2 separate regions of the Homo sapiens genome follow, and region 1 is linked to region 2. The links are chromatin contacts, found by Hi-C or POLR2A ChIA-PET in ENCODE. All regions are on one chromosome and are shown on one strand. The core of a region is the stretch at or near the end of the contact, and the rest is flanking DNA. Distances in the headings are between cores, read along the strand shown.

Region 1 (2,733 bases), core at 7-2,506, 240 kb after region 2:
GGCTGGAGTGCAGTGGTGCCATCTCAGCTTACTGCAACCTCCGCCTCCTAGATTCAAGTGATTCTCCCACCTTAGCTTCCCGAGTAGCCAGGACTACAGGTGCACACCACCACACCCATCTAATTTTTGTATTTTTAGTGGAGATGTGGTTTCACCATGTTGGCCAGGCTGGTCTCGAACTCCTGGCCTCAAGTGATCAGCTGCCTTGGCCTCCCAAAGTGCTGGGATTACAGGTGTGAGCCACCATGCCCGGCTGACCTGTGTTACTTTGATTATGAACACCCATCTATGACAGTTTTGCTTCCCTGCCTCCAAGTGAGTGGTATCTCTGCCACTAGAGGTTGATATGAATGACTGATAATGCCAAATAATAATTTTCACCTAGGAAACTTAGACAAGGAGACCTAACCCATAGCAATAGTAGACATTTGATAAATATTTGTTATACGAATGAAATGAATAGCACAAGCTAAGAGTGCTTTCTAAAGATTGGGCCCAAGAGAAGACAAAATGGGCAACTAGTCTGATATTACAAAGCTTCGAGGATTTAATGGTCCATTGCCTTGTGAAGGAGATCCTTGAGTAAAGGTTTCCTGGAGACCTCTAAGTCTTCAGTGACTCTCTGCTTGCGGGTCATGTACCACCTGCCCCTGTTAGTTCCCATCTCTCCCCATAGTGTGAAACTCTGTTACATGGCTGTCTCTTCCTGCTCTGGGTTTTTTTTTTTTTTTTTTTTTTTGTGAGACAGGGTCTTGCTGCGTTGCCTGGGTTGAGTGCAGTGGCATGATCATGGCTCACTGCAACCTCGACCTCCCAGGCTTAAGCAATCCTCCCACTTCAGCCTCCTAACTGGGACTACAGGTGCACACCCCCAGGCCTGGCTAATTTTTTATTTTTTTGTAAAGATGGGGTCTCCCTATGTTGCCCAGGCTGGTCTTGAACTCCTAGACACAAGTGATCCTCCTACCTTGGCCTTCCAAAGTGTTGGGATTACTGACGTGAGCCACAGAAACTGGCACCAGCTCACTCTTGAATTCCTCAAGAGCAATGCTGTATTCCTGTCTGTTTCCTCCAGCTCTCAGACAAAGGCAATGCATAAACAAACAAACAAATACCTTTTGAATTCCAGATGAACACCATTAGAAATCTCAAGTTATTATAACATAGTTTTGGCATTTTAAGGGCGGGGAACCCAATAGCAGATCAACAGCCTCTCTTTTACTATTTTTGCAAGCCTTGTGGTTTTTGGCAGCAGTGGCTGCCCGGCTCTGCCGCATGCTCATTCAGCTTCAACCACAGTGACCTCCTTTCTTTTGGTCCCTGTATTCACAATGCTCCTTCAAGCCCAGGACTTTTCCACATGCTCCTCTCTCTGCTTCCCTTTCCTCTTTGCCTGCCCACGTCTTTCTTGTCCTCCACTAGAATGGAAGATCTATGAAGGCCAAGGTCTATGCCTACTTTTCCCCACCTTTGTAGCTGCAGTGCCTGACATAGATGCAGGCCAGTTTGCCAAAAGCCTATCCACTGAAGAACTCATTCCTGGGGCAAAGGAATGTGATTTTTTTATGAGCCCATGCAGTTGACCTTAAGGCCACATTCTGGCCTTTCTTGAACGTGTCTCTCGCAGTGTCCAGCCTCATTTCCTCTCCCTATTGGATTGTGGTTTCCTGCTTCTCCCAGGCCTCACTGTCATCTCACATCCTCCATCTGCCTGAACGTCCTGAAACTGATTTCCTTTGTACTCATAAATAGCTAACTTCATTTATTTGTCTTAAATAAGAAATCTGGGCTGGGCGCAGTGGCTCATGCCTGTAATCCCAGCACTTTGGGAGGCCGAGGTGGGCGGATCACAAGGACAGGAGATCGAGACTATCCTGGCTAACACGGTGAAACCCCGTCTCCACTAAAAATACAAAAAATTAGCCGGGCGTGGTGGCAGACGCCTGTAGTCCCAGCTACTTGGGAGGCTGAGGCAGGAGAATGGCGTGAACCCGGGAGGCGGAGCTTGCAGTGAGCCGAGATCGCACCACTGCACTCTAGCCTGGGGGACAGAGTGAGACTCTGTCTCAAAAAAAAAAAAAAAAAAAAAAATCTGATATTATAGAAGACTTTCTTTGACACCTTCTTTTTCCACCCACCCACCCTTGGGTTAGATACTCTTTCCAGTGTACCTGTAATGCCCAGTATCCTTCGTATTACATTATAATTCTTAATTTATGCATCTCTCCCACTTCAGACCAAGAGTTCTTTGATGGGGAATCATGTCGGGTTTACCTCTGCATCCCTTCGGGCTCAATAAACGTGAAGTCAATGATATTAAGACGCTGTGTGAAGACAATATTATGAACCCAAAGGTATCTGAGAGATTCATCTAGGTGGTAGTATCCACAACCTCAGAGGACGTGCTCAGCTGTTCTCCCATGGGATAGAATTTTGCCTCCTTGACTATGGGACTGTGATATCGGGCAAAAAGCAACAGGGGTCCACATGGCCATGTTTGTCTTTTTCCAAAGAAATATTTGGCCATTGGAAATATTGCTTCTGAGTTGCAAGATAACCAAAAAGCCTGGCATGGGGCCCTAAACTTAGTTTGGGAAGCTTGGGATTGGCCATGCTTAGCTCTTGGGATGTGTTTGTTGAGCTGCAAATGTACCCTTCCAGGAAAAGTTAAGTCTGTGACAATGACTTCTCAAGCAGAGACACCAGACAGCTGTTTTAGAATCCCTGAGGGCC
Region 2 (2,700 bases), core at 188-2,687:
TGCAGTGGCGCGATCTCGGCTCACTGCAAGCTCCGCCTCCCGGGTTCACGCCATTCTCCTGCCTCAGCCTCCCGAGTAGCTGGAACTACAGGCGCCTGCCACCACACCCTGCTACTTTTTTTGTATTTTTAGTAGAGACAGGATTTCACCATGTTAGCCAGCATGGCCTCAATCTCCTGACTTCATGATCTGCCTGCCTTGGCCTCCCAGAGTGCTGGGATTGAAGCCAACTAAATCTTTATCCAAAAGAATGCTAATTTTGAAATTGCTCCAAATTTAAAGTCACTTGGGGAGAAATAAGATAAAATTTACATGCAGAATAACATCTGTAGAAACCCAGTGACTTTGCACACATACTTCAGTGTTGAGGTGTAATAACAGACACAGGCATTTCCATCTAAGAACACAAGGAGACAAAAGAGCCTTGGAATGAAGGTTGAGAAAACCGAGTTCTAGTCTTGGCTTCACCAGAAATAACTTTGTGGGTTTGGGAGCAAGTTACTTAACCTCTGCAGGTTGCAGTTAGATCAGCTGTAAAAAGAGGAGATTGGATGTGAATGAACTCCATATTCCCTTCTAGCTTCATTTCTGAGTCCTTGAGGGGAAGTGTGAAGCACACATTCAGTACCTACTCTACCTCCCGGTGCAAGTTATTGCAGCACGTGAACAAGACACTTTTTAGTCAGTATAGACTCAGATAGAGTAGTCACTTCCTAATAAGGATCTAAATGAAACATTAGAACTCATCTTAACCTTTTTCAGCTTTTCAAGTTTTCACATTTCTGTAATACTTTGGAATACTCCTGCCATTTTTACCGAGGTACATTAACTGCAGTTTTGCCTAGAGACCTCTCTACACCATGTTTATTTTGTTTTATTATCTGTTTGACAATTCAACTGCAAACAGAAATACTTGTCAGAGTGATTAACTTAAAGTGACTACAGGTTTTAAAAAATGAATTTTTCCTTCCCACTGCGTGCATACTGAGATAAAGTTGTTTTGTCATCCAATTCCAAGGGAAGCATTTACAAGCACTCTTTGATAGATGAGTCTATCACACAGCCTGAACATGAGCACTGTGTACCTCAACCATCATTTTTCAGGACAGTGGCACCTCATTTTAGATTCAGTTTCGCATTTCCCTTGGCAGGGCCACTGTTCCTGTGTTCCTGTTAGAAGTTAGAATTAATATAGTAACTTCACTTCAGTGACCTGTTTTTTTCGTTTGTTTTTTTTGTTTGTTTGTTTGTTTGTTTGTTTTTTGGAGGTCTGTCTGTTCCTTGCCTCGTTTCCTAGTTGTCCTAGCAACAGCCATCAAATTGAAATTACAGGAAGTGGAAGGTCTTATTACTAAGGAGAATAAAGAGCTGTTGACTGAGTTACAGATTCTAATTTTTGGTATCCACATGGGGGCAGCATTGCTTTAAGTGAGGTTGTAGCTCTTTCCACGTCTCTGTCCATCCCCAGCCCACCTACCCACCCCATTATAAAATTTCTGTCCGCTTCTAGGCTAACCGCACTTATTCATGTCTTTTCTCTACTGGGCTTTCTGAAGTACACTCAACTATCTTAAGAGATTGCATATGAATTTATTACGTGAAAATTACAGCATCTGCTTTTCATTTTACTGGTTACATGCCATGTATATAGAGTTAGTTTCAATACAGGAGTGTTTCAGGCCCATGTATTCAATTAGGGAAACCACCCAACCCATTCTAGGATATTTTTATTCTTTTTAGCAATACTTTCAGAGAAAATATGAAATTCTTCCAGATCTTAGCAAGGCAAGACCACAAAGCAGGTTTGGCAAAATCTTCCAAAAATCAAGGCATTAGGCAGTGGTTTGAGGGAAAAGGCAGGCCATTACTAATTTCCCATGCCTGGAATAATATTGAAAGCAGATGCCTGATAGCTCTTGTAATCACCTTTAATTGCTAAATGGGATTCACTGACTTAACATGATGGATGCTATTTAGTCTATAAAGCGGGGAAAGATTTGTAAAGGAATACACCAAAAGGGAAAAACTTGAAAAGGCCAAGCAGTGCTGGGTCTCCACTTATTAGACTCATGAGTTGGTATGTATTTACAGCACTGTACAGTAGCACCATCTTCACAGGTTAGATAAATGCCTATTTTCACTGTTGTTCAAAATGTTCATTTTAACCAACAAAAATTTATTGATCACCTGCCACAGCAAGGTGTTGTTTGGGTGTTGGGGGAGTGTATAGAAATAAGTATGATACAGAGTTGAGCTCCAAGAAGCTCAGTCAGTCAGGGTTGGTATAATATTTACATGACCAATTACAAAGAAAAGCCCAGGGAGGTTAATATAGCAAGTGTTCTTAACAAGCCATACGTGATTTCAGGGGAGGGAGGGATTTTTTTTTCCAGCTTGATGACTGGGAAGACTTCAAGAAAGAGTTAGAAATAAAGGTAATAAAACAAAAAATATGTAAGCATATTCAGGAAGTTTGAGCTGTGCCATTTGGCTGGAATGGAGGTTATGAGGTCGACTTCTGTATACCATCTTGAAAATGACTTTCACTGACTCATAAATTTTCTAAATTACATAATGATGATAACATGATCATTACTAGTGGGATTATATTATCACAAAAACCTCTTACATTTAAAATGTTCTTATTAAGGCCCCATCTGTATTTGCTAATTAAGTAAAACTGTATTATGATTAAAACTG

What was found. Hi-C counts contacts between places; a loop is a spot of excess contacts on that map. ChIA-PET counts read pairs that join two places held with the same protein, here RNA polymerase II (POLR2A). Pooled maps may share reads with other maps.
Region 1: a map of endothelial cell of umbilical vein shows a loop between it and region 2 (8-fold over the local background). The contact joins two enhancer-like sites. A Hi-C loop is called at or near these places in 3 of 168 maps with a recorded cell type or tissue (PC-3, chondrocyte and endothelial cell of umbilical vein) and 4 of 50 pooled maps. POLR2A ChIA-PET finds 5 or more read pairs at or near these places in 2 of 52 experiments (A673 and PC-3).

Annotation. Positions count from the first base shown.
Region 1 is chr9:77,513,967-77,516,699 of GRCh38, reverse strand. All of the region lies in intron 2 of GNA14 (G protein subunit alpha 14), which reads left to right. The region is part of intron 2 of GNA14-AS1 (GNA14 antisense RNA 1); the gene reads right to left. Among named protein-coding and RNA genes, the nearest start is that of GNA14-AS1, 68 kb to the right of the region's middle. Within about 2 kb of position 1,256, at least 7 of the 41 ENCODE cell types and tissues checked have a DNase peak (open chromatin) inside an H3K27ac peak, as active enhancers do.
Region 2 is chr9:77,750,353-77,753,052 of GRCh38, reverse strand. The region is part of intron 5 of GNAQ (G protein subunit alpha q); the gene reads left to right. Among named protein-coding and RNA genes, the nearest start is that of GNA14, 100 kb to the right of the region's middle. Within about 2 kb of position 1,437, at least 3 of the 41 ENCODE cell types and tissues checked have a DNase peak (open chromatin) inside an H3K27ac peak, as active enhancers do.